2 separate regions of the Homo sapiens genome follow, and region 2 is linked to region 1. A link is an interaction called in ENCODE POLR2A ChIA-PET data of the cell type or tissue named here. Cell type or tissue: OCI-LY7. All regions are shown on one strand. Each heading gives the region's core, and the rest is flanking DNA. Links, peaks and the distances in the headings are about the cores only.

The links. ChIA-PET counts read pairs that join two places held together with the same protein. Peaks named below come from ENCODE experiments on the same cell type or tissue, not always from the same donor. Only the 100,000 strongest peaks of a DNase experiment are listed, where the experiment ranks them.
Region 2: POLR2A ChIA-PET joins it to region 1 with 16 read pairs; 4 of 35 experiments call an interaction of 5 or more read pairs at or near these places.

What each region holds. Positions count from the first base shown.
Region 1 is chr11:110,229,633-110,241,981 of GRCh38, forward strand. It overlaps RDX (radixin), which reads right to left. Exons shown (of 14, transcript NM_002906.4): 11 at 7,860-8,020; 12 at 6,467-6,559; 13 at 3,605-3,847; 14 at 1-2,401. The coding sequence ends at 2,237. Among named protein-coding and RNA genes, the nearest start is that of RDX, 61 kb to the right of the region's middle. In OCI-LY7, for the core only: no CTCF peak of the experiment used is centred there; no DNase peak of the experiment used is centred there.
Region 2 is chr11:110,322,591-110,334,939 of GRCh38, forward strand. LOC124902752 (a long non-coding RNA gene) reads left to right here and starts at 5,811. Exons shown (of 2, transcript XR_007062884.1): 1 at 5,811-5,933; 2 at 8,604-8,823. In OCI-LY7, for the core only: no CTCF peak of the experiment used is centred there; DNase peaks (open chromatin) are centred at 5,731, 6,151 and 6,911; H3K4me3 peaks cover 2,672 bases; H3K27ac peaks cover 2,696 bases.

The DNA.
Region 1 (12,349 bases), core at 2,994-10,993:
AATTGGTTTAATCTCTAAGAAATCCATATTGCAAATGGTTCTTGTTTAGAAAAATTCACACAGCCTTAAAAATGGATTAAATCCATTTTAATCCTAATCTACAAATAGATCATAAACAGCAAAATATAACTGATAATTTTTCAATACTGTATCAAACTGATGTAGCTATGGTAGTGCACATAATTCAAAATGAGGAAAATTAACAAAAATCCAATGAAAGTTCAGGTTTTTATCTATTATGCAATTGCTTTAAAGTGAACATTTATGTCTCAAAACATGAATAGTAGGGTCCACCATCCATTCCTTTGATGTACTGCAAGTAGGAATATTCTCTTCCATAGGATTCTGAAGCATGTGCACAACCATGGTACAACAGTCACTTCAAGGTTAACCAGCTATGTTTTGTCCTACAAAGTTCAAAAAATATATTAAACGCAACCTTTCTTTTACATAATGTCTGCCCAGATTAATCCTTTTAAAGTCAGCAAAATCAAAAAAGCACAAGAGATATTTTCAGACACAACTTGAATCTACTGTGCATGAAAATGTTTAATAAAATGGCAATTTTAATAGATAAATGTAAATTTGACTGTGTAATACCAAATGGAAAGTAGCTGAACCACACAGAGAAAACAAGGCTTTACGTATCTCCAAATTTAGCTGTTTTACAATAAACAAAGTATTAGAACATGTGAATATTAGAACCTCCTTCTAACTGGAAAGATTTCTTCAGTAAGCTATAACCGAAATTAATATAAACTAAAATTATAATTTCTAAAATAAGAATTAACAAACCAAATTTAAGTATTTTTAGTCAGAGATTGAAACAAAATAAGCACAGTGATCTAGAAACCAAATATACTGATTATGTAACTATCGTATCAAGGTACAGACATTCTTCACATGCTACAAGGTTAGCATTTCTCTCTCTCATACACACACAGAGTACACACACACACACACACACACACACACACAGTCTCTCTCTCATTCTCTCTCTCTCTTGCTCAGCCATACAACACCCCTCCAGGATGATAGTATACCAGTGAGGAGCTTACAATTTTAATACAAATCAGAATCCCACAGTTTGACTCGACAAAAAGGCAGTTAAAAATTTAGCACTCTTAAGATATTCTGAAGGAAAATGAAATTTCGAAAGTATTTCTTGATGATCGAGGCTATGGTTATGAATTATAAAACATATACCTTACACACTCCATTGTGTTTGAACAACCAGTCATCACAGATGTAGTAGTGAGGTAGTATTGTTGTCCCCTCCTCGGGACTGATGTTTTTATATGCTGCCCTTCCAGAAAAGGTCCAGGTTTTAAAAAATAACATTAGTTACCAACAAATGTATATTTTCTTTTTTTAACTAATCATTTGTTTTTCTAAATCAGTCTATAAAAGAACAAAACTTTTAAAATCTTGCAGAGGCTGTTTCATCAGTAAACTCTCCTAGGGAGCTACTACTGCTGTCTAAACCTCTGTGAAATGGTAGGCAAAAAAAGCCATCAAAGGATCACAGGAGATAAAACACCAATCAGTGTAAGCTGTTAAAGATGACTGTGATTAAATAACCAAATATCAAATATCCAATAAGGTAATTAAATTTAGATTAAAAAAAAACTAAGCACCAGCTGTACATACATTATTAAATGTTCTAATCTCTTTCCTGATTCATAGCCATATTCTACATGATGATCAAAGACTGTCCACTGTGCTACCTACCATCATTTTAAACACTGCCTGATCTGTATGATGGTGGAATTATGGCTATGGACATGGCAGATAAGAGAAGGGCACACTGAGAAAATGTGAGTGAGAGAGAATGTGGAAATAGGTTAAATATGGAAAGGGCAAGGGAAACCCATTAAAATGTTCACCATTATCCTTTAAAATGTACACAGAACTGAAACCACACATACACATTTGTCAGACGTGATAATTAGTGTTAATCTTCAACAGAAAAAAAAAAGAAAAAGAAAAAAAATGTGAAAAGAGGCAATGGAACACCATTCTCCATTCCCTGGACCAAAAGAAAAAAGAAAACCAAGCATGATATCATACTGCCTTAATGTTGAAGAGCTCCCCTTAAATTTGTCTTTTAGCTAGCACAGTCAAACTGGTGTAAGTGCTTTGGCAAGGTGGGATGCATTCCATCATATCTGCAAAGGCCTGCTTTTCTCTGTTGGTGGTTCAGCTTATGAAGAACATATATGCAAAATAACAGCTCTCACATTGCTTCAAACTCATCGATACGCTGCTTTGTATTGCCTTGTCGAATCTGTCGCAGAGTCTTGTACTTATCACGGCCTGCTTTAACATTCTCAGCATGAAGAACATCATTTTGTGTTTTCTTGGTTTCATCTCTGGCTTGGGCTAATTCTGAACTTAATGCCTATTTAAAAAATAAAAAGTACAACTATTATTTTTTTCTTAGATTTAAAAAAATTTATGAAAATGGCTTTAAGATGCAAAAATACATATACCAAATCATTTCCACTGTGAAACCTTTTTCTTTAGGTATAAGTTTGTTTTAGTAATAGTGGTGGCAGTGGTAAGGGAGGAATACACATGGCCTTTCCACATTTATCAACCATGGTATTTTGTACATTATTCTAAATTTCCTTAACTTTCTAATCTAATACTTGAAATGGCTAAAAAGTTCAATGTAGCCATTACAGACTAATATTACTATGAGATTTAAAATCTATACCTCAAGGGAAGCCTTCTCCAAAAGTCTTAATACATTTATTGTAACTATCACCTCATTTTCTTTTAATATTTAAAGATTTTAACAATTAAAATATTAGATAACTTATTGGGAAAAAAGAAAGCTCATAATATTAAAATCCTCTACTTTGACCTAGTTATGTCCATGTAATATACTGACCTTTTGCCAATATAAAATCTCAACAAATAATTAAGATTATGTAATGTCTTAAACATAGTATATTAACTATCATTCTTTCCAATGTACATTTTATTTTATTTTATTTTTTTGAGACAGAGTCACTTACTATTGTCCAGGCTGAAGTGCAGTGGCATGATCTCGGCTCACTGCAACCTCCACCTCCCAGGTTCAAGCAATACCTCAGCCTCCCAAGTAACTGGGATTACAGGCTCATACCACCATACCCGGCTAATTTTTGTATTTTTGGTAGAGGCAGAGTTTCACCATGTTGGCCAGGCTGGTCTTGAACTCCTGGCCTCAGGCAGTCCACCTGCCTCGGCCTCCCAGAGTGCTGGGATTACAGGTGTGAGCCACTGCGCCTGGCCCTCAATGTACATATTACTGATCAAAAACTAAATTCACGTTTTTCAACATGACATTAGAATACTTTCTACCTTTTAAAATGGGTCAAGCTGTAATTAAATAACTCACTAGTTAAGGTCTGATTATACAAAGCTAACAGGTATTTGCTAATGGGTTCACACAACGGAAGAAATGAAATAACATGACTATAGGCCAAACACCCACAAACCAATCACAAGGGCAGCCAGTATTAAAACTTCTATATTCTTTTTAACTAAGTTTGTCTAAGATGGGGAAAATGCAAACTATATTTCAAATGCACATACAACTGCAAATTTTAAATACCTGAAGTTGCTTCTTAACACGCTCATTTTTCTGTGTTTCGGTTACACGTTCTTCCTCGCTTCTATGGTTCATTACCCCTTCATTTGATAATTCAGCACTAGCTTCAGCATTATTCTCATCGTGTTCATCATGTTCGTTTTCTGTTGGAGGAATGACTGGTGGTGGTGGAGGTGGAGGGGGGGCAGACATCACAGTTTTTAACTCTTCTTTGGTCTTTTCCAAGTCTTCCTGGGCTGCAAAAGCCTGAACATTAAAAATACGTTTATGAGCAACTTACTTCAAAAATTAATAATCAAAACAATCAAGTTATACTCCCTTTTTAATAGAAACTGTATTTCAAGGTAATGAAAATAGGCCCTATTTATGAAACCTCTATTTTCATAAAAGAATGTCAACAGGTAAAAGAGAAAATCAAAAACATTATTATGCAAACCCTATTAGAATTACTCTGTGAGCTTCAAAGTGACAGATTAAAAGAAAAACAAGCATACATGCAAAAAAAGAACTATTAATTCTGGCAAGGATTATCAATTGTTTGCTAAAACTGTTGTGCAAATAGTTGATGAGAAATAGATATTCATATAATGCCTAAGAATCTCACACCCAATAGATTTTATTTGAGCCACAAGGGGAAAATGTAACCGAATAACGGAGGAATGAGACTGTCGTTACTCAAATCCAATGATCACTAAAAAATACTAATGGTGAGTTAACTAGATATTAAGTGTCTTCTGATATGATACAACCTGAAATATCTAACATCACCAATTATTTGGGTGATCATATTATCTTGGTTTACCTGGAAAAGTCCTGTTACACTGTTGTCCTGGTGTAATTATGAACAATACCCCCTTTTTCTCAAAAGTACTCCAGTTTAGATGTTCAATTATATGGAAGTCTCACCTTTGATGCACTGTAGTCAAAACATTTAATTTGAATTCCCCAGGTTCTAGATCTAACTTCTGGTTCAAAGGAAATACTGGAGTTAAAGGATAAGGTCAATGACACAAGGAAGTAACTAAACAAATATAGGAGGTGAGACATTCTGTAGGTCCCTTCAATAAATCAAAATAATAAAAAGAGAAACTGCCCTCCATTAAAAGAGACTTACAGCAAATACAGACAATGCAAAGTCCTCTGAACACTTGTCTGGCAAATTAGCTATGAGACTTTTTGGGAAATTCTTAATATAGTCTAATATTCTGAGATGAAAATTGACTAAAATGAAATAGTACATACAGTAAGATTTCATGTTGAATATATAAACAGGAAGTATCCTGGAAGAATATGTACTAAGGTTTTGCAGTATTTCCCCTAGTTTATGGGAATACAATTGTCTTTTGTGTGCATTTTCTAATTTTCTATAATTCACAGACTTGATATCTGTAATATGCTAATTTTTTAAAGTTTATGTGTCTCTAAATTTCATAAATCATCCCTAAAAGGGATCTAAAAAATTCTAATAAACAAGTAGAGTAACTGGGAAATTAACAGTAGCATTCCTTTTGTAGTTTTATTTATATATAACTAATTTTCAATACATATAAAATTACCCAATGAAATTTAAACTGCTACAAAGATTTACTTAAGAGTGCAAGAAAACTGTTTTCTGTATAAGTACATTTTATTGTAGAAAAATCATCTTCTAAAACTAAATATCATCTTTGGGGGTAAAAAAATTATCTTTTCAGTTAAGAGTTAATGTTGTTTGAATTAAACTCTCATTATCTTATATTCCCCCACTCTCCAACCAAAGCCTGATTTTACAATTGTGTGCTACTTTAGACAACAGTGGTTTCATCTACTTAGGACTCATATTAGAAATCTCGGTGTCAGCTGCACACAGTGGCTTACACCTACAATCCCAGCACTTTGGGGGCTGAGATGGGAGGGCTGCTTGAGGCCAGCAGTTCAAGACCAACCTGGGTTACACAGCAAGACCTCCATTCTCAACAAAAATAAAAATGATGGTGCATGCCTGTAGTCTCGGCTACTGCAGAGGCTGAGGTGGGAGGATCCCTTGAGCCCAGGAGTTCAAAGCTGCAATGAATTATGATTGTGCCACTGCACTCCAGCCTGGGACACAGAGTAAGACCATGTCTCTAAAAAAATAAAAATAATTCAACTTCATATCCAATCACTGGTTCCCATGCCTTTTTGTGACCACAAAATGTCTCTTATATCTTCCCATTCCTCTTTATTCTCATTTTCACATCCTCAGTTTGGGTCTTTATCTCTTAAGTATCCACTATCCCAATCCTTTCTTCACACTGATCACTACATGGTTTTTATAAAATCATATCTGATCATGTTACAATCCTGTTTTGAAATCTTCTAAGCCCCAAGTCAATCGATACTCCCACTGCCTTGCTGTAGCAGAGCATTTATTTAAAGCCTTTCACAATTCCCTATTATCAAACTTGAGGGCCACATCTCCTAACATTTCTGAACAACACTAAGCCTCGGCTGCTTATTGGTTATCCTCAAATCTATTATATACATTCATACTTCCTATACTCATTCAGTTCCCTCTGTCTAGAATGACTACTTCTTCAGTCTCTAACTATTCCCAATTTTACATCCCAATCTTTTGTACCCCCAAAATTTAATTCATTATTCAAGACCCAGCTTAAATGTATATGGGTCTCCCGACAACTCTCTGGTCCCCCAGAAATTAATCACCTCTTCTGTGTTCCCAAAGTACTTGGTTTATATCTGTAGATAGATATTTACAATACACATAACACGAGTATCTTTCCCACTCTAAATTATGACAGTATCTTACACTTATCACTACAAAGTCAGCATAATCCTGGGTATAAAAGCTATTCAATAAAAGCTAGTAAATGAATAAATGATTACTTTGTGTTGCCACTCAGTAGCTTCCTCTTCCTTTTTCTTCTTGGCTTCCTCTAGAAGTGCAATCTTGGCAGTGAATTCAGCAAGTTCTGCTGCCTAAAGTAAACAATATAATTCCAAAATTAAAATAACATATTTTGAATAATCTTATAAGTCAACAAAGTTTTAATGCACATGCTTAGGCTGTTTATGTTTTTCTTAGCCTTCCATTTAAAAAAATACAGTATTTCTTAAGATCTTAAATAGCTTATTTACAATAAGTCCTTTAGGTAATGAGCTAAGGAGACAAAATTAAAAAATTACTATTATTCTACAGACTAGTTAATCCTGCTTTCAGTAGCAGGAACTTAAAATGTGTAACTTAAAAGCTTTTTTAAAAAATTTCCATCAATAAACTATTTGTTAAAGTCCACAAAAGATAAAATATTTATCTAATGCTATATACTTTAAATGGCACTTTGTCAAATCATCTCATTTAATACCCCAATAATCCTAACAGGTAGTATCATTAACAGGTAGTATCATTCCTCCTTTTTTTTTTTTCAGACAGAGTCTCGTTCTGTCACCCAGGCTGGAGCCCAGTGGCACAATCTCAGCTCACCGCAACCTCCGCCTGCCAGGTTCAAGCAATACTCCTGCTTCAGCCTCCCGAGTAGCTGGGATTACAGGCGTGCACCACTGTGCCTGGCTAATTTTGTATTTTTAGTAGAGACAGGGTTTCGCCATGTTGGTCAGGGTGGTCTTGAACTCCTGACCTCAGGTGATCCACCTGCCTCGGCCTCCCAAAATGCTGGGATTACAGGCGTGAGCCACTGTGCCCGGCCATCATTCCTCTTTTCAAAGGGAGGGAACTGAGGCTCAGAAAGACCCAAAGACACATACATAGCAAGTACATGTGTGAACTAATATTTAAATCCAGGATCTTTTAAGTGACACGCTTACATCTAATTATTTGCAAGTCCACTAAATAAAAAAACCCAACCAATTATGGCCTCATAGGAACTATAACATATTATATATCTATAATATATTATATAACTATAACATATATCTATATTATATAACTATAACATATTAATTTATCTAAAGCAAAAGACGCCAACTGACTTATTACCGAACCTGTCCAATGTCAAAGTGAATCAGAACCTTTTGCTGACAGTAGACTCCATTTACAAATAATCTATAGAAAAATGCCTTATTCTTTTGTATTTTTAGGTTTTTGTTTAGGCAGAAATAAATTTTCTAGGTTTTTGTCTACATTTTGTTATTAAGTTACATGTTATCTTTGGCTTGCTCTCCAGAAAGCACAAAATGGTTGCTTTTCTTTTTTTCTTTTTTAGAGGGTTCACTCTATGCTTTTATTTAAACTTTTTTCTCTAAGAAGACAGTTCCTTACTAGCTGCTCCTGATTCTTCATCTGGTCGGCAGCTTGTTTTGCTATGGCAGACTTTGCCTCTTCAGCAGCTCGACGCTCCTTTTCAAGTCGTTCTGCTTCTTCTTTTGCTCGTTTTCGTTCTTGATCCAGTTCTAGAGCTTTTCGAGTCTGTTCTTCTAGTTCTATGAAATATGTGTATTCCCCCCAACAGTGATTAATTCCAATCATTCTCATTATCAAAAGAAGCTAAAATAGTAGCAAGAAATCAAATCTGTTCAATTTCTAAAAGTTAGCACACATGTAAATACATATATACCTCTTTGTTTTCTTGAGACAGGGTCTCGCTCTGTTGCCCAGGCTGAAGTGCAGAAGCTCACTGCAGCCTCGAACTCATGGGCTCGAGCAATCCTCCCGCCTCAGCCTCCCAAGTAGCTAGGACTACAGGCGCTATACCTCGTTTCCAACTTGGCAAAAGCCTAATAATTTTTAAAGAGAAATGAAAATCTTCTGCAATTCAAGTTATGTAAAAAGGCTACAAGCACGTAACTATTTTATTTTTAAAAAATAATCTCTCCATCTGAAGTTTTGACCTCAGTAAACAAATTGCCATGTTTCAGAAATCTATAATACATTTCAAAACTTCCATTAAGGTTTTACTTATCTAAACTAATAAGTAAATCCAAGAAATTAAGATTGAAAACAGTATTTACTGACCCCAAAATAGGAATTTTGATGTGATTATATGAATTATTGAAAAATGTGAGTTATTGGTATATATTCATTCCTAAAGCATGAAGATAAGCAATATTGGGAGATAAATAACATGAATTTTAATCCTTAGGTGCATAGATCACTAAATCAACTCTTTTCTTATTCCAATGAGTTGAACAGGAAAGGAAAATAAATTTTTAAGAGAGTTTAACAGTACTAACTTTAAATATTATTTTGACAATTATTTAAGCCCTGTGACAGAAGACAATAGAATGCCACCTAGTAAGACAGTACAAGGTCCTACAAAGAATTATTTTCCCTTACTGTATACTAAGAAAATCTATATGTCATGAAATTTGAAAGCTAACTGTAACTTACAAGCTTTTACTTACTGTTCTTAATTTTCTTGGTCTTGATCAGAACTAGTTGAGTAATTGCAGTTAAGACTTGGAAGGTTTTAGGCCAGGTGTTGTGGCTCATGCCTGTAATCCCAGCACTTTGGGTGACTGAGGTGGGTGGATCATTTGAGGTCAGGAGTTTGAGACCAGACTGGCCAACCTGGTGAAATCCCGACTCTACTAAAAATACAAAAATTAGCCAGGCATGGTGATGGGCGCCTGTAATCTCAGCTACTTGGGGAGGCTGAGGCAGAAGAATCTCTTGAACCCAGGAGGCGGAGGCTGCAGTGAGCCAAGATTGCACCACTGCACTCCAGCCTGGGCGACGGAGCAAGACTCTGTCTCAAAAAAAAAAAAAAAAAACAAAAAAAACACTTGGAAGGTTTTGAGAGGGTTGGAGAAGAATGACTCTTTGGTTAGGCTTTGGTTAGGCTCACGCCTGTAATCCCAGCACTTTCGAAGGGAAAGGTGGGAAGACCGCTTGAGGCCAGGAGTTTGAGACCAGTCTGGTCAACAGAGTGAGACATCATCTCTTCTTAAAAACTAAAATTAAAAAAAAAAATCAGTAGCTATTTATATATAACAACAGTAAACAATCTGAAAAAGAAACCAAGAAAGCAATTCCATTTACCATAGCCAAAAAAAAAAAGTAAAACACCTAGGAATCAATCTAACCAAAGAAGTGAAAGAAGGACATTGGTCTAGGCAAAGATTTTTTGTGTAAGACCTCAAAGGCACAGGCAAAGAGAGATAATGGGTGTTACATCAAGCTAAAAAGCTCTATACAGCAAAAGAAACAACCAACAAAGTGAAGAGATAAACAAAGAATAGAAGAAAGTGTCTACAAACTGTCTATCTAAAAAAGGACGAAAAACCAGAATATATAAAGAGCTCAAACTCGATAGCAGAAAACCAAATAATCTCGTTTACAAATGGGCAAAACATCTGAACTGACATTTCTCAAAAGACGTACAAATGGCCAAAAGCTATATGAAAAAAATGTTCATCACTATAATCACAGAAATATAAATCAAAACCACAATGAGATATCATCTCACCCCAGTCAAAATGGCTTGTATCAAAAAGACAGGCAAGGCTGGGCAAGGTGGCTCACGCCTGTAAATCCCAGGACTTTGGGATTTACAAAAATTAGCTGGGCATGGTGGCACATGTAATCCCAGTTACTTGGGTGGCAGAGGCTAAGAATCACTTGAACCCGGGAGGTGGAGGTTGCCTGGGTGATAGAGGAAGACTCTGTTTTTAAAAAAAAAAAAAAAAAAGGCAGTAACAGATGCTGGCGGGGATGTAGAGAAAAGGAACACTCATACACTGTTGGTGGGAATGCAAATTAGTAAGGCCGCTATGTAGAACAATATAGAGTCCTCAAAAAACTAAAACTACGGAATTACCATAGTATCCAGCAATATCCAAAACATAGTATCCAGCAATATCCAGCAATAGTATCCAGCAATATCCAGCAATATCCAAAACAAAGGAAATCAATATATTGGAGATAGTTGTACTCCTACGTTTATTGCAGCACTATTCACAATGGCCAAAACATGAAGTCAACCTAAGTGCTTAAAGAAAATGTGGTATACATACACTATGGAATATTATTCAGCCATAAAAATAAATGAAATCCTGTCATTTGCAGCAATATGGATGGAACTGGAAGCCATCACGTTAAGTGAAATAAACCAAGCACAGAAAGACAACTATTGCATGTTTTCACTCATATGTCAGAGCTAAATCTCATAAAGATAAATAAACTGGTGGTTATCAAAGGCCAGGAAGTGGGTGGGGGGAGTTGAAGGGAGGAGAAAAAGAATAGAAATGTATTTATTACTACTGAACTGTATACTTAAAAACGGTAAAAATAGGCCGGGCGCGGTGGCTCACGCCTGTAATCCCAGCACTTTGGGAGGCCGAGGCGGGCGGATCACGAGGTCAGGAGATCGAGACCATCCTGGCTAACACGGTGAAACCCCGTCTCTACTAAAAATACAAAAAAAATTAGCCGGGCGTGGTAGCGGGCGCCTGTAGTCCCAGCTACTCGGGAGGCTGAGGCAGGAGAATGGCGTGAACCCGGGAGGCGGAGCTTGCAGTGAGCCGAGATGGCGCCACTGCACTCCAGCCTGGGCGACAGAGCAAGACTCCGTCTCAAAAAAAAAAAAAAAAACGGTAAAAATGGCCAGGCACGGTGGTTCATGCCTGTACTCCCAGCACTTTTGGGAGGCCGAGGTGGGCAGATCACCTCAGGTCAGGAGTTCGAGACCAGCCTGGCCAACATGGCAAAACTGCATATCTACTAAAAATACAAAAAATTAGCTGGGTGTGGTGGCGGGCGCCTGTAACCTCAGCTACTCAGGAGGCTGAGGCAGGAGAATCACTTAAACCCAGGAGGCGGAGGTTGCAGTGAGCCGAGATCACACCACTGCACTCCAGCCTGGGCGACAGAGTGAGACTCTGTCTCCAAAAAAAAAAAAAAAAAAAGGGGCGGGGGGGCAAAGATGTGTACATTCTGTATTATATGTGTATATTTTACCTCAATAAAAAATAAATAATATAAAAATTCTATGTGGCTATTTGGCTATAAAGACAAAATGTATACGGCACTGGATGTTACCATAGCGATATTCTACGATTACTCATTTTAGAATCTGCCTTCTAAAATTCAGATAATCAAGCTGGCCTATCAAACTTTTCTTTCTTTCTTTTTCTTTTTTTTATTTGAGATGGAGTCTCACTCTGTTGCCCAGGCTGGAGTGCAGTGGCACGATCTCAGCTCACTGCAACCTCTGCCTCCTGGGTTTAAGCAATTCTCCTGCCTCAGCCTCCGGAGTAGCTGGGATTACAGACGTGTGTCACCACACCCAGCTAATTTTTTTATTTTTAGTAGAGATGGGGTTTCACAAGGTTTGCCAGGCTGGTCTCGAACTCCCGACCTCAGGTGATCCACCCGCCTTGGCCTCCCAAAGTGCTGGGATTACAGGTGTGAGCTATTGCACCCAGCCTCAAACTTTAATAATTAATTCTTTTCATCTGATTGACTGATATATAAAACAACACCCACAAAGCTCATGGTTTTATCTTCCATCTAAACAAGCAAACAAATAACTAAAGAATTGAAAGTAGGGTCTCAAACCAATACCTGAATATCCATGTTCATAACAGTATTATTCACAATAACTAAAACACAAAAGCAACCTGAGTGCCCATCAACAGATAAGCAAAATGTGGTATACAAATAGAATATCATTCAGCCTTAAAGGAAGGCAATTCTGACATATGCTACAACGTGGATGAACCTTGAGGGCATTATGTTAAGTGAAATAAGCCAGTCACAAAAAGACAAATACTGTATGATACCACTTATACAGGTAGAATACTCAAAATCAC
Region 2 (12,349 bases), core at 2,503-10,502, 92 kb after region 1:
GATTTTTTTCTGTTGTTTACCTGTTTTCTATTTTGTATGTTTCTGCTCTGATCTATATTATTTCCTTCCTTCTATATACTATGGGTTTGCTTTTCTTTTTCTAGCTTCTTAAGTTGAAAACTTACACTGTTGATTTTGGATTTTTCTTCCTTTTTAATAGAAGCATACAAAGCTATAAATTTTCCTCTAAGCCTACCTTAGCTACGTCCCATAAATTTTGACATGTTGTGTATTCATTTTTACTCAGTTTAATATATTTTAAATTTTTCCTTGTGATTTATCCTTTGACAAGATTATTTAGAAGTGTGTTGCTAAATCCCCTAAACTTCTGTTATTGATTTATAATTTGATTTCCTTGTGGTTAGAGAACATAGGGTGTATGATTTCCATCATTTTAAATTTATCAGGACTTGCTGTATATACTAGTATATGATCTCTACTATAAAGAATGTTCCGTGTGTGCTTTAGCTAGCTCTGGTAGAAAGTGAGATTCAGCTGATATCCTCATCTCCCTTCACACACCAAAATAAATATTTGATACATAAAAAATGAAATTTTACAAAGTACAGAAAAAGATAAGAGAGATTTGAAGTAATTAAGATGGACTGAACACATACATTTTCTCTTTTCTTCTTAAATCCTATCTTAGAAACTAACCTAAGCACCTGCAAGGAGAAGGTAAAACAAGAAAATAAAATTATTTTTGCCTGTGAGTTCCAGAAAGATTTAGGCATGTGGTCCCCAGTAACTTTTGAAAATAGGGGCATAAGATTGGGCTGAAAATAGAAGGGTTGGTTGGAAGGAGCAGTTAGTCCAGTCAGACCTCCTCTTCTGTCCTATGACCTGTCCCTCACTTCTGCAGAAAACTGGAGCAAAGTTTACTCTCTGGAGAAGTTGAACCAGAGAGGCTTTGAACTCTGGAAGACTAGACACATTAGGGGATAGCCATCACCACACTGAAAAGTGGGAGTGTCAAATTAAACTCTTTTTTTTTTTTTGAGATTGAGTTTCACTCTTGTTGCCCATGCTGGAGTGCAATGGCACGATCTCGGCTCACCACAACCTCTGCCTCCCAGGTTCAAGCGATTCTCCTGCCTCAGTCTCCTGAGTAGCTAGGATTATAGGCATGTGCCACCACACCTGGCTAATTTTTCATATTTTTAGTAGAGATGGGGTTTCTCCATGCTGGTCAGGCTAGTCTCGAACTCCCAACCTCAGGTGTTCCACCTGCCTCGGCCTCCCACAGTGCTGGGATTATAGGCATGAGACACTGTGCCCGGCCTTAAAGTCTTAATGATAAATAGTGGGATCTCCCAGAGGTCTTACAGGCAGGCTTATATTATAGACCTCCAAAGTTTGGAGGATTTCTTGCTTGTGAAACTGACCGGCCCAAAACAAAGGCCCTTTATATACTGATACATAGAGGAGGTTGCCCAAAGAAACAGCTGCATCTCTGCTCAAGTAATTTGTTGTGAGGCCCCTTCATTCAAAACCCCCTCAGCACATAGGACTTTCCATCAGATATTTCTTTCCTTTAGGAATTATTCTTCAGTAAGTCTTAACAATTTATTGCAAAATATTATTTATTTTAGTGATGACTTAAAGCCTGGGCTCTGGGGCATTGCTCAGCCTTTCTCATCCATTGAAAGGGTTAGTGAAGGAACATCATTTATTAAGACTGGATCTATGGTCAGCCCAATGTTGGCAGATCCACACATCCACATTTGCACAGGCTGATACAAATTTTGTTAACTGAAAAGAGCCAATGCTTCAGAAGAATCTAATAGCTAATCTGACTTTGCATTATAGATCATGCTCTTCTTATCAACTCCAAGGTGCCTCACTTGTAATCTAAGAATTTTCAGGATATAATTTAGTTTTTAAAATAAGTAATCCATTCCTCATGCAGAAATATAATCAACTGGTGCAAAAAAGTATCCTCAAACTTGAGCAGCCTCATCTTCTTCTTGGAAGAAAGAAACAAGTTATCCTGCACTTCTATTATTCAGGGAAAAAACAGACAATAGACAATGAAGGTTGCGGAGATGACAGTGGAGGATGATGGTGGGCCAGCACTGGTGGAGGCTGTGGCTGCTGCTAAGGAGACGGAAGTGGAGAAGATGGCACTCGAGACAATGACTAAGGAGATGACGGCAGATATGATCACAATAGACCCAATGGCTGCTGAGGCAGAGGTAGCAGAGACAACCTGTATGATAGGTGGTCTAACGTGGTGTCTCCTCTGTGGTGAATCTGAAACAGGAAAAGTTCCCTCATTTCCCTCGAAGAGCGAGCTATGGGGTGTGGCTCACTTCTTCCTTGCCCTGCTCCTCAAACTTCTAGGGGGAGCATGCAGACGGGCAGGTTGTGGGGACTGCATCCCACGGCAGCAGCGTCTAGGGTTGAGTATTTACAGCTCCTGAAGCCCCAGTGGGCGTGTGTTACAGTGCGTTCTTCCAGTTTAGCTATCCGCAGGCGGCTTGTGTTACTCAGCTCAATTAGACCCCTGCCTTACTGCAAGGACAGAGGGCTTTCTGTATCCCAGGATTCTTGCCTTAGTGTACCGGAAAAATCGGATGACACGTGGGCTTGGAGGATGGGTGCAAAGTTTTGTATTGAGTGGTGGTAGCTCTCAGTGAGGTGGTTGGGGAGGCCAGAAGGGGGATAGAGTGGGAAGGTACTTTTCCCCTGGAGTCGGCCACCCAGAGTCTGGGCTCTCCTCCCACCACCCTGGCCAAACTCCGCATCGTTCTGCCACTCAATGGCCTGCCGTCGTCTGCCAGTACTTGGTGTGCTCTTCCGCAGGTGTGTTCCTCTTGACGTCCAGCCGCTTGTGTCTCTGCCCACCAGGGTCTCGGGGTTTTTATAGGCATAGGATGGGGATGCGGCCCAAATCCAACATTTGGGCACTGAAAACAGAAATGCCTATCCTCACCTAGGTCCGTGAGCATAGGCCAGGGGGTGGAGCTCTAGCCGAGGACCTGCCCTTCTCCACCCAAAACTTCCCTGACCCCCCTCCCGTTTCAAATCCAATGGCCACAGCAGGTGAGGTGGCTGCAGCCCAAGGACAACAGGCCTTATTATTGTTGGGGAGGCAGCAGCTGCTGGTGCGGAGGAGATGATAAAGTTGATGTGGCCATAATAACTGGAGGGGGGAGGTAAATGAGTTTTCTGCAATAATCGGTGAGATCGTCCTTCATACCCCAAAGGGACCATAGTGGCAAGTAGAAAGAAAAACCACTGCAATCTATAGAATTAGCCATTCATCATGATTCTGAATTGTGGACTGAGCTCTACACACACTTCGAGAGAAAGAGGCTCGTTAATCCAAGGTGTTTATAGGTGAGCAGCCCCTTCCATGGCCCAGGGAAGCTAGAAAATAGAAAGAAACCAGTAACTGGCTGCTAGAAACAAGAACCACAGATCTATATGTCATTGCAACATCAGAGCTCCAGCCTTTGGGTTCCCTTTCTTGGTTATTCAAGAAGGCAGTTCCATCTTGGATTCCCATGGGTGTAACTAGGATTGCTGTCCACTTGGGGGTGGGCATATAGAGATAAGGAGAGAGACTGTTGATCAGGAGTGAGGACTCTGTGACAGCTGATCAGCTCAGCTCATGGAGGCTGGTAACCTCCATGTTCTCTGATGCTTTGATACTGCTTTCTCTGTGTCACTGACCAGCTCCTCATTGAGAACAATAGCAAATAGAAAATGAAATCTCGTATTTGAGAACAATCACACATAATAAATGAAGATAGATACGAAATAAAAGTGTCTATTCAATCACACACAAACAAAGGTATTTTGCCTGGATATTCATGAAACTGAAAAGTAGGTTCTTTTATTTAGAATTTAGAACAGAATGACTTTGCTCTTACTACATAAATAAATGTTTAAACTACACCTAACTGGCCGGGTGCAGTGGCTCACGCCTGTAATCCCAGCACTTTGGGAGGTCAAGGCAGGTGAATCACTTGAGGTCAGGAGTTCGAGACCAGCCTGGCCAACATGGTGAAAACGCATCTCTACTAAAAATACATATAAAAATTAGCTGGGCTTGGTGGCGGGTGCCTGTAATCCCAGTTACTTGTGAGGCTGAGGCAGGAGAATCGCTTGAACCCAGGAGGCAGATGTTGCAGTGAGCTGAGATCATGCCACTGCACTCCAGCCTGAGTGACAGAGTGAGACTTTGTCTCAAAAAAGTACTAATAATAAAAGAAAATAAAAATAATAAAATAAAGTACACGTTAACAGAATCCAAAAAAATGATACTTTACCACACACCCAATAGGATGACTACTATAAAAAAAAAAGTGTTGACAAAGATGTGGAGGAATTGGAACTCTTTTTTTTTGTTTTTTTTTTCCGAGACGGAGTCTCACACTGTCACCCAGGTTAGAGTGCAATGGCGCGATCTCAGCTCACTGCAACCTCCACCTCCTGGGTTCAAGAGATTCTCCTGCCTCAGCCTCCCAAGTAGCTGAAATTACAGGCACACAACATCCAGCTAATTTTTTGTATTTTCAGTAGAGACGAGGTTTCATTATGTTTGCCAGGCTGGTCTCAAACTCCTGACCTTGTGATCCGCTCGCCTCGGCCTCCCAAAGTGAGCCACCACACCCAGCCCACGAATTAGAACTCTTGTGCACTGTTGGTGGGAATGTAAAGTAACAGCTGGTATGAGAAATAGTATGGTGATTTTTCAAAATTAAAAGTAGAATTACTACATAATCCAGCAATTTCATTCCTAGATAAATACTCAAAAGAATTGAAAACAGAGTTTTGAAGAGGTATTTGTACACCAAAATTCATAGCAGCATTATTCATACTAGCCCAAAAGTGGAAGAAACCCATGTCCACCAGTGAATGAATGGATAAACGAAATGTGATATATACATACAATGGAATATTATTCACCTTTAGAAAAGAAAATCCCATTATATGCTACAATATAGATGAAACTTGAGGGCATTATGATAAGTGAAATAAGCCAGAAACAAAATGACCAATATTGTATGATTCCACTTATATGAGATATTCAGAGTAGTCAAATTCATGGAGACAGAAAGGAGAGTGCTGGTTGCCAGGGGCTGGGGAGAGGGGAAATGAGAAGTTATCGTTTAATAGGCATACAGTTTCAGTTTGGCAAGATGAAAAAGTTCTGCAAATTGGTTTCACAGCAATGCGAATATACTTAACACTACGGGATGGTACACTTAAAATGGTTAAGATGAAAATATTTGTATTTTAAATATCTATATATATTTACCATGATTAAAAATAAAAATAAAAATAAAAATAAATGACTCTGGCAGGGCGCGGTGGCTCGCGCCTGTAATCCCAGCACTTCGGGAGGCAAAGGCGGGCGGATCGCGAGGTCAGGAGATAGAGACCATCCTGGCTAACAGGGTGAAACCCCGTCTCTACTAAAAATACAAAAAATTAGCCAGGCGTGGTGGCAGGCGCCTGTACTCCCAGCTACTCAGGAGGCTGAGGCAGGAGAATGGTGTGAACCTGGGAGGCGGAGCTTGCAGTGAGCTGAGATTGCACCACTGCACTCCAGCCTGGGCGACAGAGCGAGACTCCGCCTCAAAAAAAAAAAAAAAAAAAAAAAAGACCCGCATGAACAATTTATCAAACATGAGATAGCGTGTGTGTTTATGAGTGTATTTGTGGTCACACTGATGTTTCATACTGTGGCTATCAAGTTGATTATGTGAGTAATTTCTCACACCTGCACAGGAAGTTGACCCCTCTCCTCACTTCCCCTCCCCTCCCCTTCCCTTCCCTTCCTTGTGTTACAGTCGGGTCTTTGTTCTTAGAGCTCCCGAGATGGTGGCGGCCGGCTCCCAAGGTGGCAGCAAGACTTTTGTTCTCTGACCTGGGGTTCTTGGCCTCCTGGATTCCAAAGAATGGAACCTTGGGGCCATGCGGTGAGTGTTGTGGTTCTATTGGAAACCGTGGGTCACGGAAGAGAACTGTGGAACCCAGTGACTAGTGTTCAGCTGGATTAGGATGAACCTGGGCACTTAGCAGTGCAGGAGCAATAGTGAGCCTCTAGCCCGATCCAGCAATGGGTGCCTCGCTGGATCAGAAGTGCAGTGGACACCCTGCCTGATCCAGAGTGGTGGAAGTCAGTGGCAGGTCTGTGACAGCGGCATTCAGCAGTGGTGGACAGCTCGAGCCAGAACAAACACATACCAGAAGAGTGAGCAGTTGCAAGATTTAATAGAGTGAAAACAGAGCTCCCATACAATGGAAAGGGACCCAAAGGGGGTTGCCACTCCCTGCTCAAATGCCTGGGTTTAAATCCCGATCATTGTCCCTCCCTTTGTGCTCTCAGGCGATAATATGATTTGACTATTTCTTTACCTCCTGCTTTTAGCCTAATTTGTATTTTAGTGAGCCCTCTTTACTACCTGATTGGTTGGGTGTGAGCTGAGTTACAAGCCCTGTGTTTAAAGGTGGGTGCAGTCACCTTCCCCAGCTAGGCTTAGGAATCCTTAGCCTAGGAAATACAGCTAGTCTATTCTCTTTCTTCCTTCCTTCCTTCCTTCCTTCCCTTTCTTTCTTTTTTTTTTTGAGACAACGTCTTGCTCTGTCATACGGGCTGGAGTGCAGTGCTCTGATTGTGGCTAACTGCAGCCTCAATCTCCCAGGCTCAAGCGATCCTCCCACCTAAGCCTCCCTAGTAGCTGGGAAAACAGGCAAATACCACCATTCCCAGCTAATTTTTTTTGTAGAGACAAGGTTTTACCATGTGCCCAGGCTCAGGTCTTGAACTCTTGAGCTCAAGTGATCCACTTGCTTCTGCCTTCCAAAGTGCTGGGATTACAAGTGTGAGCCACAACACCCAGCCCAGGCTTTTCTATACATCCTCTGAAATCTAGGTGAAGGCTGCCAAGTGTTCTTCATTCGCATTCTGTGCATCTATAGGCTTGACATCACCTGGAAGCCACCAAGGCTTACAGCTTACATTCTCTAAAGTAGCAGCCTGAGCTGTACCTGGGCCCCTTTGAGCCAAGGCTGTAATTAGAGTGACTGGGTTGTGGGAAGGAGTGTCCTGAGGCTGCACAAGGCAGTGGGGCCCTGAGCCTGACCCACAAAATCATTCAGTCCTCCTAGGCCTCAGAGCTTATGATGGGAGGGGCTGCTGCAGAGATCTGTGAAATGCCTTTGAGGCATTTTCTCAATTGTCTTAGATATTAGCACCTGGCTCTCTTTTAATTATGCAAACATGTCTAGCAAGTGGTCACTCCACAGCCTGCTTAAATTTCTCTCCTGAAAAAGCTTTTTCTTTCTCTGCCACATGGCCAGGCTGCAAATTTTCTAAACTTTTATGCTCTGATCCCTGTTTAAATATAATTTCCAGCTTTAAGTCATTTATTTGTTCCCACATCTGAATATAGACTGTTAGAAGCAGCCATAACACCTCTTGAACACTTTGCTGCTTAGAAATTTCTTCTGTCGGTTGGAAGTGGTAGTTCATGCCTGTAATCCCAGCACTTTGGAAGGCCAAGGTGGGAGGGTCACCCGAGGTCAGGGGTTCAAGACCAGCCTGACCAACATGAAGAAACCTCATCTCTATTAAAAATACAAAAATTAGCCAAGTGTGATGGCACATGCCCTTAATGCCAGCTACTCAGGAGGCTGAGGCAGGAGAATCACTTGAACCCAGGAGGCAGATGTTGCAGTGAGCCGAGATCACGCCACTGCACTCCAGCCTGGGCAACAAGAGCGAGACTCTGTCTCAAAAAAAAAAAAATGAAATTTCTTGCCAGATACCCTAAATCATCACTATGAAGTTCAGACTTCCACAGATTCCCAGGGCATGAAAAGAGTACAGCCAAGCTCTTTGCTAAGGCATAATATGCCTGATCTTTGCTCTAGTTTCCAGTAAGTTCTTCGTTCGCTCTGAGACCTCCTCAGCCTGGACTTTATTGTCCATGTCACTATCAGCATTTTGGTCACAACCATTTAACCAGTCTCAAAGTTCTAAACTTTCCCTCATCTTCCTGTCTTCTTCTGAGCCCTCTGAACTCTCCTAATCTCTGCTTGTTACGCAGCTCCGAAGTTTCTTCCACATTTTTGGGTATCTTTATAGCAATACTCCACTCCTGGTACCAATTTTCTGTGTTAGGCCATCCTTGTACTCCTATAAAGAAATAACTGAGACTGAGTAATTTATAAGCAAAGAGATTTATTTGGCTCATGGTTCTGCAGGCTTTACCAGAAATAGAGCAGCATCTGCTTCTGGGGAGGCCTCAGGAAGCTTATAATCATGGCAGAAGGCAAAGGGGGAGCAGGAACATCACATGTTGAAAGCAGGAGCAAGACAGAGAGAGAGTTGTGGGGGAGGTGCAGAGGTGCCACACATTTCTAAATGACCAGATCTCATGAAAACGCATTATCACAAAGATAGGACTAAACCATGAGGAACCCACCCCTATGATCCAAATACCTTCCACGAGGCCTCACCTCCAGCTTTTTCATTACAATTCAAAATGAGATTTGGGCAGAGACAAATATCCAAACGATATCACCCTCTTAGTAGTTAAATACCTTATATTAACAATTTATTCTTTTAAATTTCCCTCGTTCAGATTACTGGTGTGATTACTGTCTCCTGACTGGACCCTGACTGCTATAGAATTGGTACCTGAAAGTGTCACAGAAGACGGATTCTAAAAGATGGGTTTTGGGATTGGGTGAAATGTTGAGGTTTTTGCTGATGGGAATTAGATGCTAGTAACCCATGCATGCAGCAACATTACAATTAAGCTATCACCTCTGATTAATTGCAATTAAATGCTAATTAGGTAACTGTTGTGGGAGCTTATACAGCTGCTGCACTTGACCATTATAGATTCTTCCAAGTGTGTTGGAGTGCTTAGAGAAAGAAAAAATGACAAGCTCAAGTCCTTTAACTCTTAGATAAAATGATGGTCTTAGAATCATACAACTAATATGGCAGCAGTAAAGTATCTCATTTCTTGTAGTGATAGGGCTAATGCTGAAAATCAAACATAAAACTTTTTTGCAGAATTACAGCATTAGTTGAATTCACAGCTCTACCAAGTATCTCATGTGAGAGTTAGGGCATTCATTGGGAAATAATGGCTCCTTGAAACTTGAGATGAGAACATCTGATTGGATTCAGATTAGCCTGAGAATCTCTGACTCCTGAGACACTCTAAGCCTCCCTTACCAGTAGAAGTACGTTTCCTTCTTGTGTTGAGATGTCTAGCTTTCCTGTGATAATCTCAGGGGAGCATGCATTGAAAAAGGATGTCCTTTGTTCCCAAGCACAAGGACCCTCTGTTTCCATCAGTCCCATAACTACAGCTGTGTGTCAATATGCTTATAGTGCCAGAAAAACTGGATGGTAGTAGGTTATACACCTAAAGAAATTACAAGGTTTTGTGAATATGTGTCAGCAGAAACTGAAGAATATGTATGAAAATAGATTCTAAAGGTATTAGATCAGCAGTCCCCAACCTTTATGGTACCAGGGACTGGTTTCGTGGAAGATAATTTTTCCATGGACAAATGGAGGGGTGGGGATGGTGGTTGGTTTTGGGATGAAACTATTCCACCTCAGATCATCAGGCATTAGATTCTCATAAGGATCATGCAACCTAGATCGCTTGCATGTATAGTTCACAATAGGGTTCACACTTCTGTAAAAATCTAATGCTGCTGCTGATCTGACAGGAGGTGGAGCTCAGGCAGTAATGCTTTCCTGCCTGTTGCTCACCTCCTGCTGTGCTGCCCAGTTCCCAACAGGCCACAGACCAGTACCAGTCCATGGCCTGGGGGGTTGGGAACCCTTGGATTAGACCAAAGAGGACAGAATATCAAAATGGGTTAAATGATATGATATGGTTGCACTTACTAGAGATTTCAGATTTAATGTATTAGCTCATGCAGCTGTAGGTGTCTCTAATAGCATGCTTGATGGATTTACTAAAACGTGGACTGACTGGACTGACTGGTGGTCTGTGTCAATGAGGTTGATGTCAGAGCTTCCTTAGCATGATGTAGAAAAGGGAACCCAGAGGCTTAGGAAGATAGGAAGTTTGGAAATGGGTTTATTTATTTATTTAATTTTTAAAAATTAAAAAAAAATTTTTTTTGAGACAGAGTTTTGCTCTTGTCGCCCAGGCAAGAGTGCAATGGTGTGATCTCGGCTCACTGCAACCTCTATCTCCAGTGTTCAAGTGATTCTCCTGCCTCAGCCTCCCAAGTAGCTGGGATTACAGGCACACACCACCATGCCTGGCTAATTTTTTTTGTATTTTAAGTAGAAATGGGGTTTTGCCACGTTGGCCAGGCTGGTCTTGAACTCTTGACCTCAGGTGATCTGCCCACTTCAGCCTCCCAAGTTGCTGGGATTACAGGTGTGAACCACCGTGTCCTGCAGAAATGGGTTTATTATATGCAACTGCATGCCTACCCTTCAATCACAGCCCTTTTAAGTCTTGACACACTTCCAGGGTTACCTGTACCCTAGTTTGAAGGCCACTGCTTGAGTTTGACAGCAACTCAAGAGGGATGATACAAGATCAAGAGGGATGATGCAAGATCTAGAGAGGTTTTCTTGTTTTTGCTTTAAACCAATAGACTTAAATATGTTAAAGATCTGGGTAGAAGAAGTCAATAGACAGGGAAAATGAAAATCTAGTCATGAGAATACACACACACACACACACATACACACACACACACACCCCACAGCAACTATCTAAAAATATGGTCCTGAGGATCCTGTGTGAATGTGGCAGGGTTATATCTCCAGGAATTCACTTGTTGGTTTATTTTCTTACCCCCTTCCCTTCCATTCTCTCACTAGGGAGGACACTTTATTTCTCCTCCCCAGAGCACTATGATGGCCATGAGTTACTTTGTGAGCAGAAACAAAAGCTCAAAGAAGAAAACTGCGGAAGCTTTAACTTCCAGGACCTATATAAGACTCTGGCTGGGCAAGAGTGGAGGAAGATATGTAGAAAATTAGGTTTGAAAAGATGAAGAAAGAAGGATGTTTTCAGTCCACGAAAGCAGACTAAAAACAGCTTCTTGCCCCTAACCACCCAGTGCTCCAATATCCCACCCAGTTCTCACCTCTGCCTGCTCTCTGTCTATGATTAACCTACCTTGTAGCATTCTCATGCTCTAGTAAGTCTCCTCCTTTAGACACCCTGTGGTAGGGGTGATGTATCCCCCTCCAAGTTGGGATGGAAAGACCCAGCTGGAAATTTCCCTATGTACTGGGCCAAAGTGGACATAGAACCTTGATGCTTGTGTAGGCCATACCATTTTTTTTCGATAATTGACACTGCTAGTCTTCTTTTTTTTTTTTTTTTTTTTTTGGGAGACAGTCTCACTATGTTGCCCAGGGTGGAGTGCAGTGGTGCCGTCTTGGCTCACTGCAACCTCTGCCTCCTGGGTTCAAGCGATTCTCCTGCCTCAGCCTTCTGAGTAGCTGGGATTACAGGCATGTACCACCATACCCAGCTAATTTCTGTATTTTTAGTAGAGGCAGGGTTTCACCATGTTGGTCAGGCTGGTCTCGAACTCCTGACCTTGTGATCCACCCACCTTGGCCTCCCAAAGTGCTGGGATTACAGGCGTGAGCCATCGCGCCCGGCTGACACTGCTAGTCTTTATGCACAGCAACAAATTATTTACCTCTTGAGTGCCTATCTATAGGGTTTTTTTTTTTTAATTATACTTTTAAGTTCTGGGGTACATGTGCATAACTTGAAGATTTGTTACATAGGTATACACATGCCATGGTGGTTTGCTGCACCCATCAACCCGTCATCTACATTAGGTATTTCTCCTAATGCTACCCCTCCCCTAACCCTCGACCCCCAACAGGCCATGGTGTGTGATGTTTCTCTCCCTGTGTCCATGTGTTCTCACTGTTCAACTCCCACTTATGAGTGAGAATATGCGGTGTTTTTGGTTTTCTGTTCTTGTGTTAGTTTGCTGAGCAGTGACTATCTATAGGTTTTGAGTTGTTTTTAGAAATAGTAATTGGGTAGACTGATGATTGGACTCAGGAGGTAAAATTTAAAACATGGACCTTATGAGAATTATATGTATGACTTTGGCCTCATTTATACACACACCCCACAAAATGGAAACAACACAAATCAAGAAACCCACTTACTTCTGGGCAGCTTATAGGGGCATTGATTTAGGACATGAGTTTTAAATATATTTTATATAAATACCTTTTTTGATACATATTACCTTTATAGTAAGACTGATGGGTTATAGAGAGACCTGCAAAAGCAACAGGGAAACAAACAAATGTATAAATGTAAAAGAATATGAGTTACAT